Linked DNA regions of Homo sapiens: region 1 is linked to region 2. Evidence: read pairs that join two places in POLR2A ChIA-PET (ENCODE). Cell type or tissue: B cell. All regions are shown on one strand. Links, peaks and the distances in the headings refer to the core of each region. The heading gives the core; the rest is flanking DNA.

The links. Peaks named below come from ENCODE experiments on the same cell type or tissue, not always from the same donor. Only the 100,000 strongest peaks of a DNase experiment are listed, where the experiment ranks them.
Region 1: POLR2A ChIA-PET joins it to region 2 with 10 read pairs; 3 of 35 experiments call an interaction of 5 or more read pairs at or near these places.

What each region holds. Positions count from the first base shown.
Region 1 is chr10:96,422,243-96,432,011 of GRCh38, forward strand. It overlaps TLL2 (tolloid like 2), which reads right to left. Exons shown (of 21, transcript NM_012465.4): 5 at 6,389-6,506; 6 at 307-485. Among named protein-coding and RNA genes, the nearest start is that of OPALIN, 68 kb to the left of the region's middle. In B cell, for the core only: no CTCF peak of the experiment used is centred there; no DNase peak of the experiment used is centred there.
Region 2 is chr10:96,207,062-96,216,830 of GRCh38, forward strand. BLNK (B cell linker) reads right to left here. Exons shown (of 17, transcript NM_013314.4): 7 at 9,592-9,673; 8 at 8,260-8,328; 9 at 2,777-2,846; 10 at 811-838. Among named protein-coding and RNA genes, the nearest start is that of BLNK, 60 kb to the right of the region's middle. In B cell, for the core only: no CTCF peak of the experiment used is centred there; no DNase peak of the experiment used is centred there; H3K27ac peaks cover 2,268 bases.

The DNA.
Region 1 (9,769 bases), core at 1,034-9,033, 220 kb after region 2:
CTGTAACAGTGTTCTGGTCGACTGTGTTCCTTTCAGGAAATGGAGTTAGATTTCAATGTCCTTTAAAACATGGAAAATCATTTTGCTTCTGCTCCAACCTACAAGCTATGGCAGATGACCTCCCAGGAAGCCACAGATGGACAGTGGTCAGACTGGTGAGACGGGCCTGTACAACAGAGTCATTGCTCCATATTCAGCAGTTAGCATTGCTCAGCTCCCAGCAAGTCCCCTCCTTCCCTCCCTCCTGTCCCTGAGGTTGCCACCTTCTCGACCGGTGCCTTCCAGACTCCACACAGGCCTCCTTACCTGGCTGGATGTTTTCCCTGATGATGGTGACATGTTGGTCTCTGTCTGGCCGGGTGTGTTCATGCCAAAACCCAACCACATGGCCCAGCTCGTGAGCCACAATGCCAAACTTGTCACAGTTCTTCCCAATGGATATGGCCTGTGGGCCTCCTCCTCGGCGCCCAACATAGGAGCAACAGCTGGACAATTGCAGGAATACCCAGGTCAGCAGGTCAGAAGACATTCAGAGCAAGAGGCAAGTCCCCCCTCCCACTCTGTATGTGTGTGCGTGTGTGCATGTAAAAGAACAGAATTTCAGGCCGGGTGCAGTGGCTTACGCCTGTAATCCCAGAACTTTGGGAGGCCGAGGTGGGCGGATCACCTGAGGTCAGGAGTTTGAGACCTGCCTGGCCAACATGGTGAAACCCTGTCTCTACTGAAAATATAAAAATTAGCCAGATGTGATGGTGTGTGCCTGTAATCCCAGCTACTTGGGAGGTTGAGGCAGGAGAACTGCTTGAACCCCGGAGGCAGAGGTTGCAGTGAGCCAAGATCACGCCACTGCACTCCAGCCTAGATAACAAGAGTGAAACACCGTCTCAAAAAAAAAAAAAAAAAAGAAAAGAAACAGAATTTCAGAAGTGAAAGTGCTCTCATTGTCCAACTTCCCACCCAATGACCCAATGCAGAAATTCCCTCCAAAAATGGTTCTTGAGCTTTTTGTGGTTATGAATCTTCTTGAAAAGCCAACAAAAGATACGGTCTCTCTCTGACATAAAGTCCATACCATACTCTACCCCTCCACCTGCAAGGTGCTGGAGTCCCTGCTGGGCCATTTTTAATGAAAAGGAGAAGAGTCACGGGAAGGAGGCAGATGAGTGTCTATAATGCATGCAACTTGGTGTCATTATCAGAGGAGCCTTAGAGATGACTCCCTTCTGGGCACAATCATTTTTTTCAAATAATACTTATATACATTTTTGTAATACTAAAATTTATTTCATCAGTCTTCTATTAATGTACATCTCGGCTGTAACTCCAGTTTTTGCTATTTTAACAAGGCCTCGGGGGAGAGGATGACAAGCAAAACAAATAAAAACAACAGCAAATGAAACAAAGAAATGGTAGTGTAAATTTCTACCAATGGGATTCATGGGTAAAAGGATATGTGCATTTGAAATTTTGATAGATACTGTCAAATTGCACTCCCAAAATGTTGTCTGTTTATATACTCACTAGTAAGATATTAAAAGCCCCTTTCTCTTTACCTGAAAGAAAGGAAGTCAGTCTATTGAAGAGATATCCACACTCTCATGTTTGTTGCAGCACTGTTCATGATAGCTAAGATTTGGAAGCAACCTAAGTGTCCATCAGCAGTTGAATGGATAAAGAAAATGTGTACACACAGAAAATATGTACAAGTACACAATGAAGTACTATTCAGCCTAAAAAAGAATGAGATCCTGTCATTTGCAACAACAGGAATGGAACTGGAGATCATTATGTTAAGTGAAATACGCCAGGCACAGAAAGACAAACATCATATGTTCTCACTTATTTGTGGTAGCTAAAAATTAAAACAATTGAACTCATGCAGATAGAGACTAGAAGGATGGTTACTGGAGGCTGGAAGGGTAGTGGGGGACTGGTGGGGAAGGTGGAGATGGTTAATGGGTAAAGAAAAAAAAATGAAAGCATGAATAAGATATACTATTTGACCAAAAAAACAGAGTGACTATAGTCAATAATAAGTCAATTGTACATTTAAAAACAACTAAAAGAGTGTAACTGGATTGTTTGTAAGACAAAGGATAAATGCTTGAGGGGAGGGATACCCCATTCTCCATGATGTGATTATTTCACGTTGCATGCCTGTATCAAAACATCTCGGGTACCCAACAAATATATACACCTACTGTTTACTCACAGAAGCTTAAACAAATGTTTAAGTCCTATTTCCCTCATCCTGGCCAACACTGGTTTTATCAAACTATTTTGCCAATTGGATAGGTAAAAAATGGGATTTCACTGCATTGAGGCTGGATAGTTTTTCACATATTTTAAGCGACATTTTTTTTTCTGTGAATTATGTGATCACCTCTTTTCCCTGTTTTCTTTTGGGTTGTCCATTTTTTTATGATTGATATTTAAGAACCCTTTGTAAATTAGGGAAACTAGTCAAGAGTGTTGCAAGTATTTTGCTCACTTTGTTAGTTCTCATTTGACTTTGTTTTTATGTATTGTTTTGTTTTTTTTGCATTATAAAAGTTTTTAATGTTAGTATTACAAAATGTATTCATTTTCTTATGTGCTGCTTAGAAAGGTCATCCATATTTCAAGATTATAAATAAAATCTACTCTTGTTTCCTTCCTATACTCTTCGATTTTTTCTTTCTTTCTTCCATTTTTTTCTTTAATACTTACATCTTTGATCTAGCTAGAATAGTTATCGGTATAAGAAGTGAGGTAGGAGTCCAGCTTTTTTTTTTTTCACAGAGAGTTATCTAAATTATCCCAATATTCAAATATCCCAATTGACTAATTGATCTTTCTCCCACTCATTTAAAATGTTACCCAAATTTGTGTATAGGTATATTCATTTTGGACCCTTTTTTGTATATATCTATTTTTCCCTTAAGTTCCAAACTGTTTTGTTATTATCTTCCTTTTGCATTTTAATATTCTGCATGTTTGGTTAGACCATTAGATAGCTACCTCTGTCATTACTGTTTTCTCTCTCTCTCTCTCTCTCTCTCTCTCTCTCTCATTATTTCTACATGGTTGTTCCTCCAGATAAACTCTAGTATCATTTGTTCAAGTTCTAAAAATATGTATGCATACATACACATGTACGTATATATCTATAAATGTTGGTGTTTAAATCAGAAAGGCATGAATGTACAGCTTATTTTAGGGAGTTCTGACATCTTTACTATGTTGAGTATCCCTACATCAGGAAGCAATATGCTTTCTATTTTTACTTTTTTTTTTTAGGTTCCTTGGAGTTTTAGCATTTTCTTCCTATAGGTCTGGCACATTTATGTTTAGTCTTAGATATAGTATCTATTATGTTTCTATTAAAGTTGTGATTTTTTCCCATCATAAAAGTGTATCAAACTATTTCATGTATAAAGAAAAGCAGTCACCTATTCTTGTTAATTAATTAATTTTGTGGTCACTTAATAGAGTCTCCTTGTGTTTCTAACAGCTTTTCAATTGATATTCTGGGGTTTCTAGGCACACAGTCACTTTACCTCCCATCAGTGCAAACATTGCCTTGTTCCTGCCAATATTCACAGTTTTTCTTTCTTTCTCTTGTCTAATTTATATTAATTAGCAATTCCAAAACAATGCTAAATAATTGTGGTAACCCTAAACATCTTAAACTTGTTCATGATTTTAACTAAAATTAAATGCTTCTAGAAGTATCATCGATAAACATGATATTGGCTTTTGGTTGGAAGTTATTTATATAAATGTATATTTATACTTACATATATATAATGCAAGAATCTATCCTTGACATCTATTTCTGTGCTACCTTGGTTACTTTTTTAAAACAAAAACTGCATGTTGTATTGTACAGGTGCCTTTTAGCATCTATTGAGATATGAATATAGCTTCTCTTCTTTGACCAATCAATCTTGAGAATAGATTTCCTAATGTTGAACTAATCTTGTATTCCCTAGATAAATGTATTTGGCAGTCTCCTCTTCTTTTCTTCTGCTGCCGAATTCTATGTGCTAACATTTTATTTAGGATTTTGCATGGCTATTCACATGTGAGATGAGTCTATAATTTTTTCTTTCTTATCTTTTTTATCATGTTTTCCTTTCTTTCTCTATTTATTTGGTGCCATCCTTTTCATTTCAAGGTAGCAATGCCATAACAGTTCCTCAAAAGTAATTTGAAAGCGTTCATCTTTCTCTATGCTCTAAAAAGTTTAAGTATACCAGAATAATCTGTTTTTGAAGTTTTGAAAGAATTCACCTGTGAAACTCTGGGTCTGGTGCTTTGTGGGAGATGGCTTTTTCCCTCCGTTCTTCAATTTCATTCAAAGTTCTTGGTCTGTACCAGTACTTTATTTTTACCTTGAAGACTTTCACATTATCCACATTTTCACACTTCTTGCCCTAGAGTTTTGCAAACTACTCCTTTGTGATTCTGCTGAATCTGTGGCTATTTCTCCCATTTTCATTTCTAATCTTATGTATTTCTATGTAATCATATTTTGTCTCAATTAAACTAACAAGTGGTTTATCTGTTGTTTTCTGTTTGTTTGTTTATTCAAATAATTTACTCTTGAATTTGTTAGCTCTGTAATGTTTCACCTTGTCTGTTTCCTTGTGCTCTCCTTAGGTTTATTTTGTTGTGGTGATGGTGGTGGGTTGTAAGTATTTATTTTTACTAGCTTCTTTGAATTGAATATTTCATTGTCACTATTGTCAACGGGTGATGTGGATACTTAAGTCTGTGGGCTTTTGTCCAGACATAGCTTTAGCTATATCTCTTTTATTTTGAACCATAGGGCTTTCATTACCTAGACATTCTGCAATTTTAATCTTGCTGTTTTTATGACCTAAGAGCCATAAAAATGGAAGCATGGGGGGACTTTTAACTTACCAGCTAATGTTTATTCTATTTTTGTTATTATGTTATGTCCAGTTTCACTGCTTTGCAATCAGAAAATATCTTAATGCTATTTCTGCCTTTAAGAATTTGTTAAGATGTTCTTAATGCTTAATAGATGGGCCATTTAAAAAAATGTGTTATGAGGTTATAGAATCTGATAGACCTATAGAATCAACTCTATTAACTGTATTTTTCAAATCCTCTGTGAATCTCTACTTATTTTTTGGTCAACGTGACACTGACTTACTTGGGCTGACAGAAATGAATTAAGTCTCGTGCTACTGAGCATTTCTGTCAATTTCCCCTTGAATTCCCTGGGGCTTGTTTTATGACTCTTGATGCTATGCTATTTGGTGCATGAAGACTTATGACAGTTATATTCTCACTGTCCCTTATACCCTTTCTCATTATAAAGTGTCTCAGCTTTTAACATTTTCTGACTTTAAAAACAAAAACAACAAAACAATGAAAACCTAGTCAATGACTAAAATTGTGATCCCAGCTTTCTTTTTGTTAGCATTTACCTGTATGGCTTCTTTCCTTTTACTTTTAAACCTCTCTAGGTTGTTTTATTCAGTAATCATCTTATGTATAGACCATGTAGTTGGGTTTGGTTTTTTTTGTTGTTGTTGTTTTGTTTTGTTTTCTTTCTGAGATGCAGTTTTGCTCTTGTTGCCCAGGCTGGAGTGCAATGGCGGGATCTCGGCTCACTGCAATCTCTGCCTCCCAGCTCCAAGCGATTCTCCTGTCTCAGCCTCCCAGGTAGCTGGGATTACAGGCATGTGCCACCACACCTGGCTAATTTTGTATTTTTAGTAGAGATGGGGTTTCACCATTGTTGGTCAGGCTGGTCTGGAACTCCCGACCTAAGGTGATCTGCCCACCTCAGCCTCCCAAACTGCTGGGATTACAGGCGTGACTCACCGCTCCTGGCCGGGTTTGGGTTTTTGATCCAACATGAGAAGCTTTTCAGTAGGAAAGTATATCATACATATTTATTGACATAACAGATAACTTTAGTCATAAGCCAGTCATTTTATTACATATTATGTTTTCTGAAGGAAGTTTGTAAACCTGTAGAATCCCTCAAATTAAATGCAAAATTTTACATACATATTCATCTATTCTTGAAGAAGGAAAGCCCACCGCTTCATCAGATTCTAAATGGGGACACAAACCCCAAGAGGTTAAGAACCACTGCCTTAAGTCTTCACATGACACACCACCAGTTCCTTCTGTTGCTCTTCTAGTGCCAGTACCCCTGGTCTTCATGGAGTCTCCTGGAATCTTCCTCTTGGCCCATCAGCTTTGCCACTGGATTGTAATTTCACCAAGGGCAGAAAGTTTCTAGCAAACCCTGGACTCCTCTAAATAACAGCTCATTGGAAATACTTAGGTTTACAGAGAAAATTCAACACTCATGAGCCATCCGACTGATTCTGCAGAGGTGGCCTCGCTTTCGTTTACTTACCCACAGGTTCTGTAACTGAATACAATAAAGCTTTCCTCATCCGTCCTTTCTATGAAGGTCACACAGGTGTGCTTCTCCCAGTGTCTCATGGCCTGCTTAAAAATGGCCCTCTGGCTCCCTGAAACAACAGGGCAAGCACTCGACTTCAATGATGGGTCCATATTTTCTTTAGATGCTTTTTTTTTTCTTTCAAGACGGAGTTTTGCCTTTGTTGCCCAGGCTGGAGTGCAATAGTGCGATCTCGGCTCACTGCAACTTCTGCCTCCTGGGTTCAAGCGATTCTCCTGCCTCAGCCTCCCCAGTAGCTGAAATTATAGGCATGTGCCACCACGCCCGGCTAATTTTGTATTTTTAGTAGAGATGGGGTTTCTCCATGTTGGTCAGGCTAGTCTTGACTCCTGACCTCAGGTGATCCGCCAGCCTCAGCCTCCCAAAGTGCTGGGATTACATGCATGAGCCACGGCACCCAGCCTCCTTAGATGCTTTAAAGCATGCTGAGTTAAGACAAAGGATGTTCCAACAATTAAAAAAAAAGATTGTTAATAATACTGTATTGTTTACTTGAAATTTGATAAAAGAACAGATTTTGTGTCCTCACCAGCCCCCAATGTAAGCATGGGTGGTGATGGATGTGCTAATTAATTTGATTATGGTGATCGAGACATAATATATCAAATCTTCATGTTGTATACCTTGAATATATACAATTTTTATTTGTCAATTAAATATTTTCAAAAAAAAAAAAAGCTTGTTCAGAATAGAAATACTCCAGGAATTTTCAGGAATCAGGATTTCCCTTGCTAAAAACACAACGTAACTTTTCTGAGCTGCCAAAACCTAGAGAGTAGGAGTTTGTGGATTGGAAGGGAGGGTAAAAATAGATTTTCAAAATATCCTGGGCTTCCCAAATTTTCCTTTGTATTGAAAGTATTTTCCAAACTTTTACAAAACCTTATCCAGGTTTTTCGATTTGGAAACTGCAGGCTTTTGAAGTAGGGGGGAGTCAACTCCAGCTCACCAGCACTGCACTTCGCCCCCTCATTTTCTTTTAGACCTGTAGGGGGGTGCTCCCATGCACTTTAAAATTTCTATTTGCATGTACATCTGTGTACTTTTGCACGGGGTTTCAGTGTCTTGTGGGGAATCCTTGAGCCTAATTTTTCTTCCAGGCCTTTGAAAATAGGTGAACTTCATACTTTCTCTGAACCTGTCTTGGTATTTCCTTGAGTGGAAATTTGCTGAATAATAAAACTCCAGGCTGACAGTTACGTATAGTCAGTCAGTTCTTTTCAAAATCTAGAAGGAAGACTGTTTAAATTTTCCTAGAAGCAATGAGAAGGATCTAGGAAAAAATAGTTGTCTGGGAAGTATGAAGGATGGTGGGAGTTGGAGGTCTGAGTTCTACAGGGCCCTCATTGCAAAACAAAAACAAAAATTACAAGCAAAACAAAACAGCTGACATCACTTGGATGTTTGTCCCCTTCAGATCTCGTTTTGAAACATAATCCCAGTGTTGGAGGTGGGCCTGGTGGGAGGTGTTTGGGTCATGGGGATGGGTCCCTCAAGAAGGGCTTAGTGCCATCCCCTTGGTGAATGAGCTCTCGCTCTGAGTTCATGAGAGATTTGGTTGTTTAAAAGTGTGTGGTACCTACCCCACCTCTCTCTTGCTCCCTCCCACCATGTGATGTTCTGGCTTCCTGTTGCCTTCCGCCATGATTGCAAGCTTCCTGAGGCCTCACCAGGAGCAGATATGCTGCCACCATGCTTCTCAGACAGCCTACAGAGCCGTGAGCCAAAACAAACTTCTTTTCCTTAGAAACTACCCAGCCTCAGGTATTCCTTTAGAGCAACACAAATGGACTAGCACAACAGCACTGGGGGAGGCTCCCATCATTGTCTGCAGGATGTGGGGATGGTATCATATTGTTGTCCCCAAAAACATTCATATAGAATAAAGAATAACAGCTGGGCATGGTGATTCATGTCTGTAATCCCAGCACTTTGGAAGGCCAAGGCAGGTGGATCCCTTAAGCTCAGGAGTTTGAGACCAGCCTGGGCAACATGGTGAAACCCTGTCTCTACAAACACTTAAGAAGAAAAAATTAGCTGGGCTTGGTGGCACACGCCTGTAGTCTCAGCTACTCAGGAGGCTGAAGTGGGAGGATCGCTTGAGCCTGGAAGGTTGAGGCTGCAGTGAGACGTGATCATGCCACTGCACTGCAGCCTGGGCAACAGAGTAAGACCCTGTCTCAAAAAAATAAAAGAAAGAAAGAAGAAACAAACAACAACAACAAAAAATAGAATAACTTAACTGTCCATTTTTTTTCTGACATCTTGACATTTTTTGTTCAAATTGTTTATAGCTCAATCGCTCACCAAAAATAGCAACCCTACTAATTATCTAATAACATGAAATACTTGTGTCAACAAAATTCCTATATATAAAATTAGTTAACTTTGATGAAAGTAATATAAATCTTTGGTCAGAAAAGCACACCAGATCTGAAAGAACACAGTTAGGATACCAAGGAACAAAAGTCTGTAGTGGTTTATAATTTCTATTTTTTTTCTTTAGGCACTCACCTTTCTCTGCTGTGAGAACAGACCTCCTTGAAGGCAGGATGAAATCTTAGTCATCTTTTTTACCACCAATCCCTAATTAAGCACCTGGCACTAGGAAGCCGTGGGTTAATGCTGCGGGAGCGAAAGGGAACTGCAGGAATTCCGCTGCCCTGCTGCTGAGGTCTTCACCGTTCCCTAACTTACTCATCAGCGATTCTCAGTGGCTTTGGCAAATCCTCAGGGAATCTGCCTTCATCAGCCACCTCTCAGAGTAGAGGTCACAGAGCCACAGGGAGGGGAAGGACTTATAAGTTGCACTGAGAGCCCAGGAAAGTCTCTCGGTATGGCTTGTCACTCAGGCTTTCCATTGACATTGGCCGCAGGTACGCAGTGGGCATATTTGCTACCTGCCTAGGATGTGCCGCGCCCTGCTCTAGGTGTTGGAGATACGGAAGCAGAAATGAGACAGAAAAAAGACTGCTGCTCCCACAGAGCTTAGACAGAGACAAAAATAAATGAAACAGAAATAGAAGTAAAGAGTTCAGGTCACGGTAAGTGCTGCCAATGTTATAAAGCAGGGTCTGGGGACAGGGAGGCGCTGGTGGGGGGAGGGCAGAAGGCCTTCCTGTGATGTGTCCCTTGACATAAGACTCAAATGATAAGAAGAAGACAGCCATGCAAAGACCTGGGGAAAGGGCCTCCAAGGGAGACAGAAGGCAAGTTCAAGTGTGAGTGCTCAGGGGCCTATGAGGGGGGCACGTCTTGGGATGGGCACATGGCTGGTGAGGCCAGAGCTTAGGGATGAAGGATGGGAGAAGG
Region 2 (9,769 bases), core at 882-8,881:
AAGAAAAAAAGGCAAGGTTATTCAATATAGCAGAATGTGGAAATAAATGTCAGAGCAATATTATTAAAATAAATATTTTGGCAGCACTTTTCTTTGATGCATTGCTATTCTTTCAATCACAACAACAATTACAAACCCACAGTCCCTAGCCCAACCTTTGCATTAAGCAACAAACAGCCAGAAGTGTCCTATGAAGGAGCAATGTCACTGTGGTGGAGAAACCTCCCTGCCTTGTCAACAGGGTTGATGGAAATCATGACCCCCCCAGCAGCTGCCACATAGTAACCCATGTACAGCAGGCATCTGGCATCTGCTTTGGTCTCATGACCCCCCCCTTCTGTGTGTTTGCTAAATGATTGTAAATGTCAGGCTTCACAGTAGGGACTAGGTCCAGGTGGGCTCCCTTATGTAGTGTTGTGGCCCAGGTTCACCATGTTCTGGCCAGAATCTGAGTTTAGTGAGGCCTATGTGTGCCTGATACACAATGGTCTACCATTAGCTGTGGTGGGGAGTGGACACAGACGCTTCCTGTGGAGAGGGCAGGGAACCTGGCTGCCCCTCTGATCTGCTGCGCACACTCAGTGAAGCTGCTGGGATCAAGTGAGGATGAGCTCCTTCTATGCTCCAGGGAGGAGCATCCTCCCTGGCTACCTGAGGATTTGAAGCTTCTCTTGGACTGCTTGGGCAGCAACTTCAGTTGCTAAGATTGCTGTGTTCACCATAGCTGGAAGCATTTTCAACTTTAAATAAATGGATAAGAATAAACACTGCAGGAAATATGAAGCACTTTTAAATGCAAAATTAACTTACTGTCTTCAGTGGTGTCGTTGGTTTTTTCCTGGGGAATAAAAAGAGATGAGCTTTGTTAAAACACAACGAAGACAAAATGGAGCTATTTACCATTATTTTAGTCTCAAATTTAAGCTAGAATTATGAAAGCGATACAAGTGTGTAGAAGACTATCCTTGCAGGGTGGAGAGGGATGGAAGTGGGATTTAGTTATGATCCTCCTAGGCTCAGATGGAGTCTGCTGACAGATGGGGAAGGGGTCAACTGGGGATAAAGTAGGGCACCAGTCCGGCAGAACTGGACTCTTGCACCAGTTGCACTAATTACTTGGCGGGTGACCTTGGGCCTCTTTGTCTTGAGTGTGAGGTTAGATTCCTCACCTGTCAATTGAGGACCAGGATCAGTATTTTCAGTGTTTCTGTGGAGCCCCCTCTTCCCCAACAGCTCCCTGTGGGGGTTACTGTCCAGGACAGAGGGTAGAGGTAAGAGGGTGGTCCAGCAGGTGAGGTTGCAGCTGCACTTGCCCACTCCAGCTTCCTCCCTGTCTCTAGGGACTATTCTCCACTGTCTTCTGTGCAGGCTTTCTTTCAGAGAGATCCGAAACCAAAACAAGTTTGAAAACCACTGATGTGTGGTCCTGAAGGTACTTGCCTGCACTAACATTCTAGTTTGCAAAATGATTCAGGTGCTGGAGCTTCTGAAAGTCGGGGTGTCTTGTGGAACACTGTAAGTCAATGAACTCAAGATTCCAATAGAGACTGGAGTCTAATATTGGTAAGGTTGTATGCTCCTTTTCTGTGTGTTAAATTTCTTAATTTAAAAACCCTCACCATATCTCTCTCTCGCTTTGTTTTCGGCTGAGAGCTGAAGTGTGGGGGAAGAACACTAAGAATTCCTGAGCACCTGTAAGATGCCTGGCACTGGGTTAGGCTCCTCAGGTGCTATTTAAACCTTACAGTGACATTTTAAGGTGAGGAAACTGAGGCTCAGAGAGACGAAGTAGTTTGCCCAAAGTGATACAGCTGAACTAAGAGAGACGTATGCAGAGTTTTGGTTAATAAACCTTCAACATGGAGGCTTTCTTTGGTTTACACAGAGACAGAAATAAGATTAGAGCCATTCAGGCCAGCTTTAGACATATTTAAATTTGCTTTCCAAATAACCTGTTGAGCCAACATAATTTTACGGGGTGACGTTTGTAATATTAACACATTACAATCGTCACCTGACTGTTTACAAAGCCCTTCTAAATTCAATAAGAAAGAATGACTGTCACTTTCGAGAGGAACTTCAGTCGTATGGCTTTGAGGGAGTGCCCTGGTATGACCAGCACATAGTATATATCTACACACTTATTTACAGACCATAAAACTGAGCAGCAGTAAGTAAAGACAAAACCTGCTAGAGGCTCTGAAAATGATTCAGGTGCTGGAGCTTCTGAAAGTCAGGGTGTCTTGTGGAACACTGTAAGTTAGTGAACTCAAGACTTAACTAAAACTTCACAGGAGGAAATACTTCTAGATTTATTTATTTATTTATTTATTTATTCATTTATTTATTTATTTGAGATGGAGTCTTGCTCTGTTGCCCAGGCTGGAGTGCAGTGCTGTGATCTCAGCTCACTGCAACCTGCAGAGGTTCAAGTGATCCTCCTGCCTCAGCCTCCCAAGTAGCTGGGATTACAGGTGTGTGCCACCACGCCTGGCTAATTTTTGTATTTTTAGTAGAGACGGGGTTTCGCCATGTTGGCCAGGCTGGTCTTGAACTCCTGGCTTCAAGTGAGCTGCCCGCCTTGGCCTCCCAAAGTGCTGGGATGACAGGCCTGAGCCACCATGCCTGGCTCATTTGATGTTAGCAGGGCTCCTTACTCTTGGTCCAAGTTGCAGCCTGCCATGGGGAGAACTTCTAATGAAGTCAACAGGGCAGTGGGGTATCACCATCCTCACTCCCCAGATCTCAAAAGCTGCTTCCTGCAACAGGTACTTACCCGGCCCGTGGCAACGGGGATGGTGCAGCTGGTGGAGGTGACTTGGTTTCCCAGGCCCCACTGTTTCGACCTGCACAAACATATACACTACTCAGTCCCCAAGTCCTGAGCCGGGGGCTGATGCTCACACTGAGGCTGGCCTCTCTGGCAGGCTCAGAAATATTTGCACATACTGTGTTGCTTTCAGTTAAGCACATATAGGTAGTTATATTGAAGCTATTAAGGAAAACTTGTGGGCAAAGGTGATGACACATTTTAAAAGTGTCAGTGTATAAGCTCAGAGCTGGGATGGGGGTTAGGGACTCCACCTTAACATTTCTAAAGGACCTTCTCCTTACCCGCCCCCTGCCCCATGGGGCAAGTCCTGAGCCCACTGATTCTGAGGACTCAGTGAGGACCCCCACAGAGGTCCTTCAGGAAGGGAGCCAACAGCTCACACCTACATCTGTGCACACTGCACAAATGTGCACGGCAGAGGTGCCCAGAGACAGAGGCTCCAACCCACCACTCCTGACACAGACCTCAGACAGTGCTCCTTTATAAGCACACTTAAATACGGTAAATGCCTCTAACTTCACATTCAGAGGATATTTACTCACTCATCTCTGAGTTTTCAAGGGCTTTCGCCGACAGGTTTTCCTTAATGGACAAATTGAGACAAGTGCAGGCTGCTGCCCAAATCTCATCTTCTCAAGTCATAGAAGGGACCCGAAGGGTCTTGTCCCCTGCACCCAACCTCCCTTCCTGTACCTGAAGATAGATGCCAGACAATCGTTATGAGGGAGGAAGTGAAAGAGAAGCAGGATGGATCTTCACTGTGGGACAGAGGGCAGGCCAGGAGGGGAGAGGCCAGAGCTGAGCCAGCCCCCTCAGCATCCCCTAGCTGCCTCAGACATGATGCTCACCTGCTTGGACACCATTGCTCAGTGAGACCAAGGGGTCTCTTCATGAGGCTCTTCATTAACTTAACTGAACTGAATAAATGTTTTCTTAAGAACTTACTACACATACAAGTCCACAATTCCGTTTTTTTTTTTTTTTTTTTTTTTGAGACAGGGTCTTGTTCTGTCACCCAGGCTGGAGTGCAGTGGGGAGATCACAGCTTACTGGAGGCTTCAAACTCCTGGACTCAAGTGATCCTCCCCACTAAGTAGCTCCTGAGTAGCTGGGACTACAGGCATGCACCACCACACCTGGCTAATTTTTTGTCCAGATGAGATTTTGCCATGTTGCCCAGGCTGGCCTTGAACTCCTGGACTCAATCCATCCACCTGCCTTGGTCTCCCAAAGTGCTGGGATTACAGGAATGAGCCACGGTGCCTGGCCTATAATTCCTAATGGATTTATAGGGCATACTCTGTAAGTACAGGCTGGACCTGCTGCCCTCAGTCTGTACTTTCTTAGTTTATGAGATAGAGCACAGATAAGCACACATTGAAATAATAATCCATTACCAAGGATTATTGAGGACTTGGTACATGTAAAGCACATGAAGGCACTGTGTTAGGGGCCGAGGAAGAGGTGAAGAAGCAGACATAGGCCTCTGCCCTCTCAGAATTTATAACAGGGAAGATACATGCACCCTCCATATCATCTCATCCAAACACAGACAAGAAAAAGAAAAGGCCTCAAAAAGTATTGAAATAGAGTTCAGGAAGTTCCTTCCCATGTATGTCACTGGAGAGAGGCTCCCAGGCTTCTACTCAGAGCCCACTGACTCTTTTCCTAAACCCTCAAGGATGGGAGCAACAGCAAAGAGTGGGTGGTGTGGATTGTACCTGGAAGCCTTCCCCAGCACCCTGGGAAGCAATGCCCCCTCCATGACAGCTGTCTTCCACGGTACCTGAACTGGGTCTGATTTTTTGAAACATTTTGGAAAAGAGATTGCGTTTGGAATGTTTACATTTCATGTGACAACATGAAAACAATAAACTGAAATGTCACCTGAATGTGTAGTAGGAGTCTCCCTGTGTTTAAGTAACTGGTGTATCAAATTGAATACTTAAGACTGACACTGTTAAAGTACCCTTGACTGCAATAGAATTTGATGGAAGATCTCAGGGAAGTGGAACAAAATCTTGTATGAAAAATAAGGAAGTAGAAAGAAGGTCTAAGTCTGAATTTCATCCCAGGGGTTTTCCCTCTTCTGAAATGTTAAGGGCTCCTTTGGCCACTATATTATCTTTGTCAGACCTTCCTCCTGGCTTTTCTACTATGCTTCCTTTTCTTGCATATCTCAGAATAGTCTGCCAAAACCTTCCTTTTCCTTTCCTTCCCTATAAATAACTTCTGACAATCAGAGGACAGCATGATTGTCATGGTGGAACACTGTCACGGAGGACACTGGTGGAAAGCCTATGGTCTTGCCTCAGGAAGACAGAGTTCTAGGGAAGGATGGAGCATGACTCTTCATGGGTCACTGGCCCATGAAACAATATTGTTCCCTGATAATATCTGCCAGAATGGTCATGGATCAAGGCAGGTTGAACAAGGGATTCTGAATAATAACAATAATAATAACAAAGCACTAGCATTTTATGAGTGCAAGTCATCTATATTGAGTCACTTAATTCTCATGGTATCTACTCATGATACCCCTAGGCATAGGTGCCATTTTTTCAGAGGAAGAAACTAAGAAACAGAGATGACTTCACTTGTTCAAAGTCCGGCACCTAGCAAATGTCAGAGCCAGGACCTAAACCTCTGGCTTTGGAGTCGGCTAAATCCATTCTACTGGCTTCTCAAGCACAGCGGGGACGGCAGGGGCTGTCACTGCACCAGATTTACTATATCACCCTCGGCAGGCACCTTATTGGCTATCAAAGGACCAAGAGCAATATTGACCAGAGGAAACTGATGTGGTGTGGTGCTTTGACAGAAACACCAACTAGGCACCTGATGGACACTTTTGTGATGCCCACTGGGGGACTATCTGAAGCCTTTAAAGGGGAATGGATGGTTATTCAAAGACACAGGCTAGTAGTCTGATCATTTCTTTTGTAAAAATAATCTCTGAAGGTTCCACTGTTTGCACACTCGGAAACCCACTCGGACTGTTTAGGCTTGTCCCTTCAAAATTATTTCACTTCTTCCCCCTTCCTGTAGGTACTCCCACCTGTATGTGATAATCACATAACCAGGACATTATTTTCTTGTTTAGATTTGCTTTCTTCATCTGATGACCCTAGTATTAAAATACAGCTATACCAGGTTAATAGCAAACTTATGAGTAATAAATCCAGCTGGCTAAAGCCCTGTTGGTGATTCTTTAAATATTTAATACAACCAGTGTTTGAGGACTCATTCACCCTCTCAACCAACTGACCCCTCCACAGTCTCGGCACCTCCCCTGAGCCAGATCCTGGGGTAGGCCCTGGAAACAGCTGTGAGCAAATAAAGACAGAAATCTCAGGGCATGTGCAGGGCACTAGAGGGATCTGTCCCAGCTTGGGGCCAGGTAAAGCCTCCTGAGCAATGACATTGAAGGCAAGGTCTCCAAGGAGCTTGCAATGTACTTAGGAAGCGATTAGACTGAGACACAAAGTAATTAGGGAATAAGTACGGGCTAAGTGTAAGGGGGAAGAGACTTCCTGCAAAGGAGAGCTCTCTGAGGGCTACAGAAACCAGAGGAGTCTTCCTGGAGGTGGAGGCCTCAAGCTGGGCCTTGAAGGATGAGTAGGATTAGGTGTCCTAAAAGTGAGAACACAAAGACCAAGAAGCAAGACCCGTGACATACAGGCTGATTGGAGTACTGGGTGTGTTTTAGGAAGAGGAGGTGCTTGTAAGGCAGTGTGTTTTAGGAAGAGGAGGTCCTTGTAAGGCAAGTAGAGCTTTGTAAGAGGTAAACACCAGATATTAGTAATCTATTTCTCTAAAGGAGGGTTGAGGTCTTCATTTATTTATTTGTTAAAGGTTTTCTATTCCAGTAACAACAGCCCTCATCCTGAGTTATCGGGAGTTAGGAGTCTCCATTTCTGCTGGGGCCTAAGCAACCTGGTCACGATGTTTTAGATTGGCATGTTTGACCTTTGTCTCTCCAGAGGGTAAGATGAGCTGGCTAAGATGGCTCTGAGCTCCACTCCCCACTTATAAAGCGCTTGTGGGTTCTGAGGAGAGGTTAAGTAAAACCAGAACTTGTGAAGAAAGTGAATAATTTCACAAGAAATGAGTCCAGGAAAAGATTTTTAAAATACTCGACTGTTCTTTCATTTTCTGTGAAGGAGCCTGTCTCTGGAAGCAGAGCTCAGCCTCTCAATGACTTGTGTTCAGCTCTGTGAGAGAAGAGAGTGTGTGTGTATGAATGTGTGTGTGTGTGTGCACACGCGCATATGTGTGCCTAGGGGAGAGGGACAAGGGGAGAGAGGGAGAGGAAATGCCTGTGAGAATGCTGGAGAGCAGGCTCCTACACCTCTCTGTGCTGTTAATGGGGGTCATGGGCACCCCTCAGTGTCTTGGGCTCAGCCTTGGGGGTTGCCAAAACCTATAGGAGCAACCAGGAACATTCATGGTTTGGGGGTAGGGGTGACATGGCAAAGACTAGCTTTGTGGTGAGATGAAACTGGTAACATCTGGAGGAGTTCAGCGGCTCAGTCCTTGTCGCTGAGGAGAGAGCCAAGAGGCAGGGGTATGGCTGCTGGACAAGAAGGTGCAAGGTGGCTGAGTAAAGAAAGCCCAGACTAGGGTGGTCACAGCTAAAATGGAACAGCAAATTCAGGAGAAAAAAAAGCAGGATTTGGAGCATGTGGCCTGGAGGCTCTACGCATTGAGAAACAGGGGTGCCCGCAGGGGAGGGAGGAGTGAGTTTAGAGTCCTGTGTGGGAGCATCAAGGTGTTCAGAAGGGAAGTCAGGTTGGGGTTGGATGCCAGGGAGTTACCAGTGTAGACTTGAGACATGAATCCAGATTAATCGATGAACGCTACAGAAGTGAAAAATCATTCTCTCTCCTCAGCACTTAGTGTGTACCAGGCACTCATTAAGAGTTTCGCATTCACATTTGCAGAATTCTCCTGTCACAGAGTAGGGGCTATGAGCACCATTTACAGAAAAGAAAATCTGATGCTTGGAGAGGTGAAGTACAAGCCCAAGGTGGCATAGCTGGTAACGGGGCACACTGGGGTTCCAACCGAGGTCTGTCTGGCTCAAAACCAAGCTTGTAACCATCATGATGTTCTGAAAGAACTGTGGGTTGAGGGCTGAGGGCTAAATTCCGGGACCCCCTCAGTCAAGGAAGGGGACACAGAGAAGCCAGCAAGGTGCCCAGGAAGGTAGGGTGAAAACCAGAACTTGTCTAGCAGATGCCAAAAGGCCTGGGGAAATGGCCACTTCCACACACGTGCCACCAGACAGTGCATGAGGATGAGGACTGGCCTTCTGTTCCCAATATTAAGACATTTGGAAATACAAGTGATTACTCTTCATAGTTGATCTGTTTTTCTTATTTGAAATAGACGTAAAACCAAACCAAATCACACATACACTTTACCTGAAGCTGTTCCTGGAGGAGAGGCGGGCGTTGAGGAATTTGGCTTGGTTGATCTATTCACCATGGGAGCTTAAACACAGAAATGTGTGTGTATATATATATATATATATACATAAAACCATTACAGATACATGCCATTGAGGAAAATTCACACTCAGGGAAAAATGATGACCAGACCAGAGAATTTGCAAAGAATGGGAGACACCCTTATTAGACACACAAACCAATAAAAGAAGTCTTCTTAGAAGAAACATCTTTAGAATGGGAATATCAATGACAGATTCATAATTTGATATATTATTATTTGATTATTTGATGATAGAGATCTTGTTAAAGTGAATAATGGCTTTGAATTTCATTTGCCAAGTGGGAGGTCTAAGAGATAAAGGAGTTTTATTGTTTTTGTTTTTCATCAAGAGTGTATTGAACCCCTTACTGGAGGGGCCCAATTAATAGCTCCACCTCCCCTACCAGATGCAATACACACCATTGCTCTGGGATTTCATGGGTTTTTTTCTGTTCTTTTTTGTTTTTTTAAAGAGGGGTTGGTAAGGAGGGAATGTGTATTTGTTCTTTTGTGGTAATGGGTGGCTTGGGAATTCAGGTGGGTCTTGAAGCTGTTGGTGATAGGTACGGAGTACGGGAGAGGGTTGCTACATGATGGCGGACTGAAACCTGAATATGGCTACCATGGAGTTGAGAGTAGTAGATGAGTAATGTTACCTGAAGAGGTATCACTTGTACTGGATCATATTCTCCATAGTGACTATATTCAGAGTAAACATACCCTGTTTCCATGCCTAATCTTATGTAGCACTGGCTTTTTAAGGTAATTCATTGGTCATAGCATTTGTTGTTCTGTGAAGGGTTTACGGATGAAATGTTTCATAGGCTTATCATACTACTAAATTTAAAGAACCAGGACTCAGGGCATATTTCACTCTTTCATTTTTTCACTCCTCTGCAGAAACTGTTCTTGGTGCAATGTTTACAAGGCCAACATGGTGGCTTGTGACATTGTATTAGGTTTTATGAGAAATCCATTTGAAGCGAGGGCAGCTGAAGAGAACTACCCAGGTGCTTTCATAATGTGAGATGGGAAGATTAAAGCATGGAAGAGGAAGGGGAAGGCAGGGAAGGGCTATGATACACAGAGATGGGTTGTCACTGATGCTGTCTGCCCAACCAGCCAAAGAAGCACACACTGTGGCCCAGGGGAGAAAGTCCTGGGCACTGTCATTTCTGAGCCTCTTAGTGCTTACTACCAAATACTCTTATACATCCTGATCAACTGCTAAAAATTTTCAGGTGCTTAAGGCGACAAACTCTTACCTTTTTCAGGTGGAGGTGAACTGCTTTCTGTGGGATGAATATAGTTTTCATCATTATCTTCCACGGGGACCACATAATCAGCCTAACAGAAATACAAAACTGAATGAGAAGAATGCTGTACATTCATAGTTGACTGTATGGGAGGGAGTGATTTTTTTAAAAAGCATTATTGAGACGC